Linked DNA regions of Mus musculus: all the other regions are linked to region 5. Evidence: chromatin contacts called from ENCODE POLR2A ChIA-PET data. All regions are on one chromosome and are shown on one strand. The core of a region is the stretch at or near the end of the contact, and the rest is flanking DNA. Distances in the headings are between cores, read along the strand shown.

Region 1 (2,700 bases), core at 81-2,580, 430 kb before region 5:
CACTAGGTCACCATGTACTCCCCAAGCCAGGCTCTCCCCTGCACCTCCCCTTGCTTCTTCCAACAGGTTCCTTCCCTCTGCCCCTGCAAGGCCAGCCTTGCCTCCTCAGACAAGTCATGCCTTCAACTGCTCCACTCACCTGGTACCCAGTCTTAAGCGCTAGGCTAGGCTACCCCGCACGGCCTCTGTTCCTCTAACCATACCACACCTCACACACACACACCCGGAAAGCCTCACTGCTCCCCTGATTCTCCTGGCCACCTTCAGGACGTCTTCTTTCTTGGGTCTCCAATTGCCCTGCCTCTCTTCAGGCCCCTCTCCTTACTCCAAGTCATACCTCTCTCTAGCTCCCCTTTCTTGGTCCCAACACCTGCAGGACCTGCCCCCCTCTTGTACCCACGCCGCCCCCTTTGCCCCCTGTTTCCCCTTCAACAGCAGAGATTTTCCCAAAGCCATTCTCTCAGATCCCTGCACCTTGTCCCCATCCCTACCCTGCCTCAGGCACTGCTACTCTCCAGACCAACTTTTCTAAAGCCAAGTTCCGGCCGAGGCCCCGCCCCTCTACGCTCACAGGACTCAGGGCTCTCCCCTTGGGCCACGCCCCTCTCCCATCTGGCCAACCTGATAAGACCACCAGCCTCACTGCTCTGGCCCCGACCCCAACCAGGCTTTTGTTCTAGTCCTCAAAGGCCACGGCCCTCTAAGCTCACAGGCCACTCACCTTAGACCACGCCCCTTTCCCCGGGCCAAGCTGACACACCACGTGACTCACCCAACTGGCCCTGCCTCCACCCCCCCCCCCACAACCCCCTCCATGCCCGGACCCCCAACCAGGCTTTGTTCCAGCCCTCGAACTCCACGCCCCTCTCACCTCCATCCACACCATTCTCAGGACCAGCCCCTGTCCTCCCGGGCGCTGCTATCCCTTCAGACCACACCCCCACTTGTGGTCACGCCCCCTTCACGCCGAGGCCCGCCCCTGTCCTCACACGCCCCGCCTACTCACTCAGAGGCGCCCTCGCTGGTGGGGGACGGGCCCTCGGCGATGGTAGGGTTGATAGTGAGTGCCGGTAACACCGGCTTCCTCCGGGCCAGCATCGGGGCTCCACGGCCAGCGGCGACGCCTCAGCCGGGGCCCATAGGGGGCGGCGCGACGCGGGCCCGGGGCTGCGGCCTAGGCCGGGCAGAAGGTGGAAGGCGGACGAGCCCGGAGCGCCGGGGCGAGCAGACCGACGCCGAGGCCGAGTGAAGCTGACGCTGCAGCGCAGCCGGGAGGTCGGGGAACAGGGGGCGGCCACAAGCTCGCAGGCCGAGCTCTCGCGAGATCTTTTTCTGCGAGGTCCCGCCCTCAACCGAGGCGCATGCGCGAGGTGGCTCCCCGGCCTACTGTAGAAGGGCAGAGGCGGACGCTGTGTTTAATGTTTGCGGCGGTGCAGTCGTCTGTCTGTACGATCAGCTTCCCGGGGTCGGCTGCGTGTGCGTCTCAAACGCGGGTGGGGTTACACACGGCAGGACCGCGAGGAGACAGACCTGCCAGCATCAGTCGACTCAGACTTGTTTAGTTTCATATATTTTCCTAGATTTGGCCGCTGGGACCGTAGGCCTGAGCTACCTTACCTGCTTCCTGCTTTGCTGCGGCCCCGTGTCCTATAGGCGAGAGCGCTACCCACTGAGCCCTACTTCCTGCTGTTTGTTTTGTTGCTTGTTTGTTTTTGTTTTTATTTTGAGACAGAGCCTCAGTACCCCACCCACACTGTTCTCGAAGTTACTGTGTTGTCCAGGCTTCACCTCCACTCCCTGCAATCCTCCAGTCCCAACCCCTAGTGTTTTACTGTTCTGCAACAATCCCATAGCCCTACAGACCTTTCTCACGGCCCTTCATTGAAGCTCGGGTATGGGTAATACATAAATTCCCTTGGTCCCCATCCCTGACGGTCACCATTTCAGTGTGTGAATCCGAACACTTCTTGTGGTTAGGGTCACTTATGTCTGGCTTGTTTTTCCTTTGCCCTCAAGGTCCATCCACAATGGTTTGGATGGCAGGGCTCTCGTCCTTTTCCTGGCCAAATAGCATTCCATTGTGTAGACATACCACTCAGGGCTGGTTCTTTGTCCAGGGTCACACTCTTGGAATTCAGAGTGTACAGATACATAGTAAAACCCCTGCTCTGGGCTCTTGAGCAGGCACATGGAAATCAGACTTGCAGGGTCTTGCTCTGCAGCCCACGGTGGCCATGAAGTTTGTTCTGAGTGACAGCATCTCACAAGGAAGTTCTCCGCGTTTTTTTACCTCTCAGATGGTAAAGATGAAACCCACCAGGGAGGCAAGCAGGCTTTCACCTGGCTACAGCCTTTATTCAGTTCAATGACTTTGAGAATGTATTTTTTTGTTACAATTTTGTGAGAACAAACCATTTTATTTTTTTAAGGTTTATTTACTTATTTATGTATGAGTACACTGTAGCTGTCTTCAAACACACACTAGAAGAGGTCATCTGATCTCATTACAGATGGTTGCGAGCCACCATGTGGTTGCTGGGAATTAAACTCAACACCTCTGGAAGAGCAGTCCTTGGTTGTTTTCTGAGACAGAAAAGAGTCTCATTTTCTGTCTCAGAAAACAACCAAGGACTGGGGTGTAGCCCAACAAGGGACCACTTTCTGCGGCTGGTAGTGGAACCCAGGTGAGTGTTCTGCCCA
Region 2 (2,700 bases), core at 91-2,590, 510 kb after region 5:
ATGGGGGTGGGGGGAGAGGACCCCATGGTCTTACTGGGAAACCTCAGCTTCAAGTGGGGTTTCTTTCACACCTCTCATCCAGCCATTCAAGTCACCGAGATGGGAAGATCAATGAGAAAAAGGACACTGTGGATCAGTTTGAGAGACTGTTTCAAAACAAATACCCATCTCGCCTAGCCTGTGGGAGTTGGAGGCAAAGGAACAGAATCCAAAACCAAATACAATTGCACAGCAAGTTCAATACCCTTCTGGGCTACACAAGAGGGAACTCTTTTTGCTTTTATCATCCCAAAGGCATATGGAATACTTTGTCATACAGCTGAGGCTAACCTTAAATGATTCTAGGTCTTGATTACACCTGGCCAGAGAATCCCAAGGTTAGGATCAAAATGGCATGGTCACTTTGCAAATGTGTGTGGTTGGGGACAGAAATGATAGTGACTGCCTACCCTCACTAGCATAGAGTTGTTGGGCCAGAGAAACTTCACTACTGAAATACGCTTTTAGGGTACTGTCTGGAGGTGTGCCAGTTGTGGGATGCCTCGCTTACTCAGCCAAGGACTAGAGAAATGTTTTTGCACGATGGACTCAAGGGAGAAAGGAGGTTGGCCCAAGAGGCGTGGCTAGCGAAAGGGGCGTGGTATCTAGACAAAGTCATTATTGGCAACCGACAACTTGGAAAATAAGTCCACTATACCACGAAACCAGTCTACCTTGGGGGCAATAAACTTGGGGCACAAAAGGACAACATTCAAGCCTACATGTGCTTTTTTGTTCCCCACGTGGAACCACAAGGGAAGAGAAAACCGAGGTAGAGCCAGCTGGAGTAAAAGGGTCGCACGCGACACAGCTCCACATCTGCGGACAACCGGACTTTGGAGGTAGGAGCGCCCCGCCCCCGGAGCAGCGCATGCGCCAAGCGCGCACCCTGCGCCATTCCATCCGGGCACTCGGCAGTCCCGCCATTTCGCCGGCGAAGCTTTTCAAAGCATCGCGGCGGCCATTTTACAAAAAAAAAAAAAAAAAAAAAAGCCCACCGTTAAGGTCGGCCTCGGCCCGGGGATGACGCGCGGTGGAGGACGCCCTCCGACAAGCGTGAGGCCCCAGTGTCCCGCTGCCCGCCTCGCCGCCGGCGGGGCGGACTCCAACCCGGGCCCGCCCCCAAGTCCCAGGGGCGTGCCGCTGCGGCTCCGCCTCGCCCGAGAGTCACAGGCCGCCCGCCGCCCCGGGCCCCTCAGAGCCGGTGCCGCCAGAGCCCTCACCGCTGAGTCGGGCAGGTCCCTGACGCGAGCGGGAAGACAGCGCGCCACACACACCCAAGCTTCCTAAGGCGCGAGTGCGAGGGGGAGCGCAAGAGTCCCGCCTGATATACTCCACTCCTGGAGCCACGCCCCTTAACCCGCCCACCACGCCGCGCTGACCAATCCGACGCCTTAGATTCGGCATCTGCGCCTCGGTGGAGGGGCGGGACTCCGTTGGCTTTGCCCTAGTCCGCGCGGAGGCGCTGAGTGTTTTGATTGGCTGGAATCTTTCCTGGCCGCATTTTTCCCCCCCACCCCCCGCCCGCTAGCGACTAGGAGGCGGGGACAGCTGATTTGGAGGCGGAGCTGACCCACTTCCGCGTTCCCGACCCGTTTGTCCTGCGGCGGGGAACAAAGAGCTTTTGCTACCTCAATGAGACTCCCAAATATGGCTCCAACCTTGACTCATCGACTCAACACTTTTATGTTCTTTTTTTTCTTTTAATATTTAATTACAGTTATTTAACTGAGGCGCATTTGTGAAGCCAGAAGACAGATGGAGTCTCTCCTTCCATCATGTAGGTCCTAAGGATCATACTCAGGATTAGCCACAAGCAGCTTTATCCACTGAGTCATCTTGCTTGCCCCTCTTCTCCGTTCTTGCTCATGAAACCAAAACCACCGAATTACTCTAGTCCAAAAGTACCTCCCAATACAACTGCTGCCTAACAGTTCTTTGGACCCCAAGGACACTCCATAAGATCAGCCCTAAAATTTCCATCCCAGTATTAATCACAATGTCAAGATTTTCTCTAGATTTCCTGCACCCAACTCAGTTTTCCTACAAATCTCAACCTGCTGTATAACGACCATTTGAACCCTGATTTCTGCCCATCTCCAACCAGGTGTACATTACCACACAGATGGCAAAACACCACTCTTTTCAATGTGTACCTGCATTTTCTAGAAGAGACCCCAGAGTCTCAAGCATGCCATGGAAGGATTTCTATCCTTGAGCCACACCCCTAACCCCTCACTGCAGAATTCTAAGTAGTGGCTAAACCAAGCTACATCCTTAGCCTTCTTAAACACACACACCACAGAGAACAAAACAAAAAAGTGTATTTTAATTTTATGTATATGGGTGTTTGCCTGAATGTCTATGCAGCACTTGCCTATCTTGCGCTGACAAAGACCAGAAGAGAGTGCTGGATCCTTTGGATGCAGAGGTCCAGACAGCTGTGAACCTTTATGTGGATTCTGAGAATTGAACCCACGTCCTCTGCAAGAGCCCTTTACCACTAGGCCATTTGATCCTTTGAGACAACCTACATTTTTCAATCTATCCTTGAAATCCGTAGGCTCACATCCCAAGTAGCTGTGATAACAGACCCATGTCTCCAGGCTACATTTTCTTCTCCCTCCACTGTGGTTTTGAGAGTCCTGAGTCCTGAGTAGC
Region 3 (2,700 bases), core at 192-2,691, 280 kb after region 5:
CCAGTGTCAATTTTCTGCTGCCATTCTCACATGCAAAAATCTGTCAGACACCAAGCCTGGCTTAATCCCAGCACCTGGGAAGCAGGGGGCAGAAGGATCTCGGAGTTCAAGGCCAGGGAAAGCTACAAAGTCAGACTCTGACTCAAAAATACAAAACACTAATCCCAGCCTCCATGTCCCCCTGACCTTCTTCACTGTGATCTGATCTCTCCTCCTGATCTGGGGACCCAAATCCTAGCTCATAAAATACAGTTCCTGAGCTCCAAAAATTGCAGGCAAGACAAAGATCTTTAAATGTGTTGTGATTTCACCTCATGATCCCTTGGCAGCTCTCCTTGTCAGGGAGGGTCCCCTTTCAAAGAGAGGTCTTCCAGGTACTGTATAATGGAAGCCTGGGTGAGAAGGTAGTTGGCCTTCAGGCATGTTCCCTGGGTAAGTCTGGCTGGGCCTGAGTGGCAAAGCAGCCGACAGTACCAAGCAGGAGTAAGTGACCCCCCAGCTCCCTGTCCTCAGGGCTGCGGTAGACAAGGGGCGATAGTGCGAGTGACTCCATTCACTAACTTAGAAACCAGTTTTTGGTTTTGTTCTTCCTTCTGATGCTGGATCTAGTAAACTCCAAGCTGGTCTTGAAGTGCTTGATCCTCCTTCCTCCACTATCCCAGTGCTGAGATGGCAAGCACGTGCCACTATTCCTGGCCTGATTTTAGGGTATTGCTGTGTGGCCCAGGCTGGCCAGGAATGTTCTAAATAGGTTCGTGAGCCATCAAACTCAGGCTGGGGTGCAGCCTAACGGCAGAAAGTCTACCACGTGTAAGGTTCTGCTTTCTATTTTCAGTACTGCTGCAAAGAACAAACTTCTTAAATAGTTCTTGGTGAAGCCGGGAGTGGTGGTGCATTTCTGTCCTCGCAGTAACGCAATAGAGGCTGGGGCTGGAACAGCCGAGAGGCCAGAACGAAACGCAGAGGGAAGCAGGACTGCGTCGAAGGCCCCGAGTTGTACTCGATCTTTTTCACAAAGCCCAGGCGGGTCCCTGACAAACGCACACTGCGCAGGTGCAGCCCAGCGCGACCCCAGGACCAGGACGGCAGCTCGGGCGAAACTGCTCCAGCTTGGTACAGACCAGGTGCAGCACACACTGTGCTTCCGGAGTCTAGAGCGCAAACGCAATGGTTGTCCCACCCCGGCCACGCTGATTGGCTGTCCTTGTCTCAGAGCAGATTTATATGAGAAGTTAAGCACAGAACGAGGTTCTGAGCGCTGATTGGTCTCCATGCCCTGTGGGCGTCTCCCGCAAGGCGGGACGTAGCCAACTGTGCATTTTAAGCCGAGGAGCTGAAGTGATCTGATTGGCTTCACAGCCTTGGGGCGGGTCTTGAAGGCAAGCGAAGGCTGGGTCGGGGCCGCGGCTGCGCAGAGAGTCTGGACGGCAGTCAGACTGGTCCTGCGAGCGCGAAGGGGCGGGGCCGACTCCACGCCTGCGCAGACGAGCCCCACGCGCGGGCGGGTGGGCGGAGCGGCCCCCCTAGCGGGGGCTGTGAAGCGCGGGGAGGGGGCCGAGCGGGTGGCGAAGCCGGCGCGCGCCCGGCTGGGGGCGGAGGGCGGAGGCCCGTGGGACAGAACAGCTGCGGCGAGTGGCGGCGGCGGAGGGAGCCGAATCGGCGACGAGCCCGGGGGTCGCAACTTGCAGAAGCGGCGGCGGCGGCGGCATCGGCCACGGCGGGCGGAAAAGCCGGGGCGCAATGGAGCGGAAGAGGTGGGAGTGCCCGGCGCTCCCGCAGGGCTGGGAAAGGGAAGAAGTGCCCAGGAGGTCGGGGCTGTCGGCCGGCCACAGGGATGTCTTTTACTATAGGTGAATGAGCGCGCCGGCCGCGCAGGGCCCCAACGGGCGCCTCCCAGCGGCCTCTGCGGCGGCCTGGGCGCCCCGACTGCGGGCCGCGGTCTGGGCCGGGCGACGTGCGTCCGAGCGTGCGTCCGAGCGTGCGTCCTACGTGCCAGCTGTGGTCAGTGCGCACGCGCCGGCCATGGCTCGCCTCAGCGCGCATGCGTTGAACCCAGTGCCTTGCCTTTTGCTGATCCGCGCCACCCAGCGCTGCTGTGAGTGCGCGTGCGCCACGCCTGCAGCCAAGGCTTCAGCCTCGTGGCTTTTAGCCCGCCTGTGGCGCGGGCTTTTGTCCTCCAAGGAATCGGGGACCGTGCGCGCCGTGCGAGGGGCGCCCGGGCCTTGGCCAGACGCCGCTGGGAAGCGGGGGTGGGAGGGGGATGGGCTGACCCTTTGACCCTCGCGGGGACTTTATCATGGTTTCGGGAAGCAAGGGAACTGCCCCAGGTGGCCTGATCCCCTCACCTGCATAAATTTGGGTTTGGCTTCTTGTTCAGCAAAATGTCCCCCATTTTTATGGCGTTTCCAAAGCCCTTGCTCTTCTTGAGCGGTGGCCCCAAATGTAACATCACAGTGGCTTCTGACTAATGTGAATGTGGTTTTTGTGTGCAAGACTTTTTTATGAATAAGTCTGCTCTTTAAAAAATATTTTAAATTTTTTATTTATTTAATGCATGAGTGCTCTGCCTGCTTGAAGAGAGAGCATCAGATCACCCAATAGAAGGTTGTGAGCCACCATGTGGTTGCTAGCAATTGAACTCATGACCTCTTAGCCAACTCTCCAGCCTTTTTTTTTTTTTTTTTTTTTTTTTTTTGAGGC
Region 4 (2,700 bases), core at 186-2,685, 350 kb after region 5:
GGGGGAACCAGAATGTATTTCCCTTCCATAGATAGGCACCTAGGACATTTTGGTTGCCTGTTGGGGACCCAGCTGTGCATTTCTTCCCAGTCTGGTCTGGGTGCCTAGTACCTCATGAGGTCTTTTCCCAGGCCCATCAGGGACCCAAGATATGCACTCCTTCTAGGTCTGAGTCCTTATGGCCTTGTAGAGGCCCTCAGGAACCTAGGATGTGCACACCTTCCAGGTCAGAGTTCCCAGAACCTCACGATGCCTGGTATAAGGGTCCATCTTAGAGATGGGATGCTGCAGCTAGGAATGAACTCTCAGGACCTCCCAAACCCCGTAGAAAACCTAAGATGTAAACTCCTTCCAGGGTGAGGGCACCCAAACTTCAAGATGCCCAGTCAGAACTTGGGTCCTGCAACTTATACAGGGATAGGACCCGGGAGCCAAGCCTGCATTCCCAGGGCCTCCTGGAGCTCGTCTAGAACCCATGACATGAGTCCTTTCCAGTGATGGGACCCAGGACCTCATGGTGCCCGTTGGGAACCAAGTGACATGCACCCCTCTCCAGGCTCACCCGCGGCGAGATACCGCTTCTCTACACCGGTCCTTGCTTCGAGCGCCCCGAGCGCTTCGGTGGCCACGTTCTTCTGTTCCAGAAAACGTTCGAAGCGCTGGCGCAGACCGTCCATGGCAGCGGCGGGCGCGGGGCAGGCCACTGAAGCACGCCCGCAACCTCGCGCACCGGCGCCGCCGAGAGCGCACTTTCACCACCCGCCCACCGCCCGGCCCCGCCCCCGGCCCAGTGCTTTCGGCCCCGGACCCTGGCTCCGCCCCCGCCCCCCGGCTCTGGCCAATGGGAGGGCAGGGCGGACAAAGGAGGTGGGGCCTGCCCCGTCTCCCCGGCCGCATGGCCCTCTGGCCAGGGTGAGGGCCGGGGCGGCAGCGAGGAGTCCCGAGGGGGCGGGGCCCCAGGGTGATGGCGTGTTGATTGGTCAAGAGGGTGTGGCACGATAGTGATTGGACAAGCGGTAGATTATTGACGGAGAGCGATTGACGTGGGTGGAGCTAGTTGAGGAACAGATGGGCGGAGCCTGGTAAAGATCAGCGCTGATTGGACAGACCAGAAAGGAGGCGGGACTACACTGGAAAAACGAAGCTGATCACGAAGGAGGGGGCGTGGAGAAAAGTGGGCGGGGCCAAATAAAGGTTGAAGGCACCTGTTACCTTGAACCTGCTCCTAAGGGCAGATGGAGGGGTTGTCCTTGTATAGGTGGAGAAAGTGAGGTTCCCGAAGGCTTAGGTCCCTATGAATGTGTCACTCCTAGTGGAATATTCCCACCCCTCCCAGGTGGGGAGGGGGTGGGGGAGGAAGGAAGCGCAAGGCCCCTTGGGAGTTGACAGCTTCGCGTTGCTATGGTGTCCAGGCTGGGAGTGCTTCCTGAAGCCCCGCCCCCGCCCCGCCCCCCGCTATGCGGCCCTCCCAGACAGAGCTGTGGCTGGGTCTGACTTTGACTTTGGCCCTCCTGGCTGTGAGGTGGGCCTCAGCCCAGGCCCCCATCTATGTCAGCAGCTGGGCAGTGCGGGTGACCAAAGGTTACCAGGAAGCTGAGCGCCTGGCCCGTAAATTTGGCTTCGTCAACCTGGGACAGGTGGGTGGGACGTGGGGTGTGGGTCTGGACAACCTCAGATCTGGACAAATGGGAGGGTGTCCCCAAGACCTCCCCAAATATGTATCTGTGTGCCCCTCCATGTTCAATTTGGGATTCTGTGGCTGTCATATGGACCCCTGGCTGAGGTGTATAAAGTCGTGGAGATCCTATCAAAGGAGCAGGGTCCCAGCTATGCCCCTGTTGTCCGTCGCATTCCCAGATCTTCCCTGACGACCAGTATTTCCATCTGCGGCACCGGGGTGTGGCCCAGCAGTCCCTGACTCCACACTGGGGCCATCGTCTACGACTGAAGAAAGATCCCAAGGTGAGAGTGCTCGTGGATGCTGTGTCCCAACCAGTAGCCTTCTGTCACCGTTCCTGCTATGAGTGGCCTGTGTGAAGTGGGGCCTAGTTGGGGAAGCCATGTGTGAGCTAGGCGCATATGTAACACAACTTAATATCCAGGGGGACTCAGATAAACCCTTGCCCTGTTGTCCTGAATGGAAGGTCTCATGCACTGGTCCTTTCCCCCCCTGCAAGCCACAGGATGTAGGGAAGGGAACCGGTCCATTTCAGCACACAGGGGAGCTGGAGTCGGTGAGTGTGCAGAACCAGGGGCAGAGCCCAAGTTTTTGGTGCTTCTGTAGGTGTCCTGTCCACATTAGGCCAGTCTGCCACTGGGAACAACTCTTAGATGGCAGTCAAAAAACAGGCATGGAGGTGTGGTATGAGCCATAGAGGGTTACAGGATACGTTAGAGAGGGGATCACCTGCACTGGGACCTATCTTAGCTATTGCTATGACAAATACCATGACCAAAGCAACTTCCAGAAGGAAGACTTTATTGGAGCTTATTGGACTCAGAGGGTGAGGCCATGGCCAGTATGTCAGGGAGCATAGCAGGAGGGGTCAAGGTGGTGCTGATAGTTCACAAGGGGAAGGGAGAGCTAGCTGGAAAGGACATGGGCTTCTGAAACCTCCAAGCCCACCACCCACCTCCCAGTGATAGCGATAGACCTTCTTAAACAGGTTCACCTACTGGGAACCCAGCCAAGTATAAAAG
Region 5 (2,700 bases), core at 92-2,591:
ACACACACACATGCTACAGCTAGCCACAGGTAGAAGCTATTTCTCTTACATGTGTCCCAGGAATGGGCTCAGGCTATAATTGGTGGCAAACTCCTTTAACAGCTGAGTAGAGACCCTTGTTTGAGTCTGCCAGGAATTGATCCCTGACTGCCTTGAGCTGAAGTTCTATCCCCTGCCCAAATCTGTCCAGGTAATGAACCTTGTACAGGCATGACAATCTGAATTAGAGACAAACATTTCTGCCAATGCAATCACTAATGACGACAATGAGGCTCGGGAGTCAGACAGATGACTCATAAGTTAAGCCAAACTGTTACTCTTACAGAGAACCCAGGGTACAGCCCAGCACCCACATCAGGCATCGTGTAATTTCACCTCTCTTCTGACTTTCCAGGCACCTGTATGCATAAGGCACACACACTCACACGGACGAGGACCTGTGTGAGTGCACACAAACACACAAAGAGCTGCTTGAGGTTCATGAGGCTCCAGCCTCAGTAGAGGGTGGTGGTAAAAACTTGTAGACAAACTACCCTGAAGAGGGAAAACAACCTCTTTGTGCACGGAAGCAGCCGAGGCAGCAGGCACAACGCGGTCTGACTGTATCCGAACCTGAATCGGGGATCCTAGCCCCTTCTTGTCCCAGCTATCCCCACCGAGGGCTGCAAAGGACCCAAGAGGTTCAAGAAGGGTTCATCACGGATTGCAGAGCTGGAGCACAGGACAAGGGCATCAGTATTCAGTAAAATTAGGGCTGGCTTGCCCTCCTTCGGCAGCTGAACGCGGCACCCGGCTCAAGGACAGGGAGCAGAACCTGCAGCGCGCAAGCCAGCGGGCCAACTGTGACACAGGAGAAGGCGGCCTCACGGCCCAAACTGAAGCCTTCAGTACCCTTCTGCGCAGGCGCAGGCGACTCCGGAGGCTGGTCACCAGCCTCTCCACACAGTCCTCTCCCACCCCCCAGCCAGGTCACGCGGCTGCAGTCGAGTATCTTTTCACGCTCCGCCCCCACCGTGGGAGTGCGCAGGCGCGCTTGAAGCTTCGCGCCCCACTTCCCTCGGAATCTCCCCTTCCCCCTGCCAGCTCGAAGTGCGCAGCCGTGTTTGGAGTCGCCAACACGGTCGCTGCGCAGCTCCACTCCGCTCCCCGCTAAGCTCCGCCCCTTAAACGGGAGCGCGCAGCCGTATTCTGCATTCCCCGGCGTGCTCTTCTCGCTGCGGCCTTCGACGCTCCTGGAAGCTCCGCCTCCTCTGTTCCCTGAGAAAGGCGGAGACTGGTGCGGAGGGGCGGGGTAACTTCGGGACCGCGCCTATAAAGGTGGCCGCGCCGGCCGCGCGCGCGGCTCCTCTCGGCGGCAGCGGCCCAGTGGAGGGGTCCGTGGTGGCGGTGGTGGCGGCGGTGGCGGCGGCGGCGGCGGCGACGGCGGCGGCGGCGGCGGCGGCAGCAGCAGCGGTGGCTGTGGCGGCGCTGTTCCCCGCGCAGTCCTCGGAGCGGGGTCCGGGCTGTGCTAGGTGAGGTGACGGCGCTGCGACCCCGGCCGGTGTCCGACCCCGGTGAGCGCGGCGCCAAGGGCGACATTCTCCGAGGGAGGAAGGAAGCCCGAGTCAGGCGCGGGAGCTCCGCCGAGCCCCGGCCGCCTCCGCCCGGCCGAGCGCCTCTCTCAGCCTCGGTCCTTTGTCTCCTCCGCCCGCAGGGTCGCCTCCCAAGCCGCCCCCCGGGCCCCGCGTCCCCTCCCCCGCTGGTGGGGCCCGGACTGAAGATGGTGCAGAAGAGAACAGCCGAACTTCAGGGCTTCCACCGTTCGTTCAAGGTGAGGGGTCCTGTCCGGGGGTCCCATTGCAGTGACGGGTGCGACGGATAAGCAGAGCCTACTCGGGAGGCTGGTGCAGGGCTTGGGAGGGGTGCTTGCATTGGACTTTTGTGCTGGAGGTGGTGGGGGTCAGCAGGCCGCAGCCCTGTCCCCATCCTCCTAGTAGCTCTCTCTTCTAGGACCCTCAACCCCCACCCCCAGGCTTGTGATTGGTGGCTCTGTGTCCCTTGCAGTTAGCCCGATCACAGTCGTCTGTTTCTGTGTGTGATCCTAGGCAAATCGAGTGTTTCTGTTCCTTGCAACTTCCAGGCCTGTCTTGTGCTGGTTGGGAGAGTCAGTAAGCTGCAGCCTTGCTTCTAGCTGCCTACTAACTCTTCATGAACTGCCCCAGGCTCCCCTGTGATCTGTGGCTGTGTCCCTAGCAGTTTCTCAGCCCGGGCTTTCCTACCTCTGTATGTGGTCTCTGATGGACTTTACATTTGTTTCCTGCAGTGTGTGCTTGTTGCAGGCTACAACCTGTCCCCGGCTGCCTAGTAGCTCTTTCTTTCAGGACCCACTCCCACCACTGATTGGTGGCTCTATGTCCCTCGCCATCAGCCTGATCTCAGTCTTGTGCTCCCCACCCACTTTCTGTATGTGATCCCACACTTTCTGTGTCCCCCAGGTTGGCCTTGTTCTGGATGAAAGCACGTCAGCAGGTCCTAGCTCTCTCTTTTGTGAGCTCCCCTAGGTTGGCTTGTGGTCAGTGGCTGGATGTTCCTTGCAGTCTCTCAGCCCCGTCTCCCCTACTTCTGTGTATATAGTTCCAGGGAAACCCTGTATCTGTCCACTGTAGTCTCAAGCTGGCCTGTGCGGTTGGTTGGGATCAGAGGGGATGAAGCCTTGTTGGG

The links. ChIA-PET counts read pairs that join two places held with the same protein, here RNA polymerase II (POLR2A).
Region 1: POLR2A ChIA-PET joins it to region 5 with 19 read pairs in embryonic stem cell. The contact joins the promoter of Map2k2 here to the promoter of Mknk2 in region 5. POLR2A ChIA-PET finds 5 or more read pairs at or near these places in 3 of 5 experiments (Patski and embryonic stem cell).
Region 2: POLR2A ChIA-PET joins it to region 5 with 18 read pairs in embryonic stem cell. The contact joins the promoter of Cirbp here to the promoter of Mknk2 in region 5. POLR2A ChIA-PET finds 5 or more read pairs at or near these places in 2 of 5 experiments (Patski and embryonic stem cell).
Region 3: POLR2A ChIA-PET joins it to region 5 with 46 read pairs in embryonic stem cell. The contact joins the promoter of Mbd3 here to the promoter of Mknk2 in region 5. POLR2A ChIA-PET finds 5 or more read pairs at or near these places in 4 of 5 experiments (Patski and embryonic stem cell).
Region 4: POLR2A ChIA-PET joins it to region 5 with 22 read pairs in embryonic stem cell. The contact joins the promoter of Pcsk4 here to the promoter of Mknk2 in region 5. POLR2A ChIA-PET finds 5 or more read pairs at or near these places in 4 of 5 experiments (Patski and embryonic stem cell).

Annotation. Positions count from the first base shown.
Region 1 is chr10:81,104,545-81,107,244 of GRCm38, reverse strand. Map2k2 (mitogen-activated protein kinase kinase 2) reads right to left here and starts at 1,330. Exons shown (of 11, transcript NM_001347144.1): 1 at 1,007-1,330. The coding sequence starts at 1,098. It overlaps Mir5615-1 (microRNA 5615-1), which reads left to right and starts at 2,572; the gene lies at 2,572-2,631. It overlaps Mir5615-2 (microRNA 5615-2), which reads right to left and starts at 2,629; the gene lies at 2,570-2,629.
Region 2 is chr10:80,166,479-80,169,178 of GRCm38, reverse strand. It overlaps Cirbp (cold inducible RNA binding protein), which reads right to left and starts at 1,340. Exons shown (of 7, transcript NM_007705.3): 1 at 1,263-1,340.
Region 3 is chr10:80,398,272-80,400,971 of GRCm38, reverse strand. It overlaps Mbd3 (methyl-CpG binding domain protein 3), which reads left to right and starts at 1,441. Exons shown (of 7, transcript NM_001306143.1): 1 at 1,441-1,754. The coding sequence starts at 1,741.
Region 4 is chr10:80,328,208-80,330,907 of GRCm38, reverse strand. Pcsk4 (proprotein convertase subtilisin/kexin type 4) reads left to right here and starts at 1,435. Exons shown (of 15, transcript NM_008793.2): 1 at 1,435-1,637; 2 at 1,858-1,962. The coding sequence starts at 1,458. It overlaps Reep6 (receptor accessory protein 6), which reads right to left and starts at 763. Exons shown (of 5, transcript NM_001204931.1): 1 at 563-763. The coding sequence starts at 677. It overlaps Gm51809 (a long non-coding RNA gene), which reads left to right. Exons shown (of 3, transcript XR_003949017.1): 3 at 416-449.
Region 5 is chr10:80,674,934-80,677,633 of GRCm38, reverse strand. Mknk2 (MAP kinase-interacting serine/threonine kinase 2) reads left to right here and starts at 1,341. Exons shown (of 14, transcript NM_021462.4): 1 at 1,341-1,553; 2 at 1,694-1,810. The coding sequence starts at 1,760.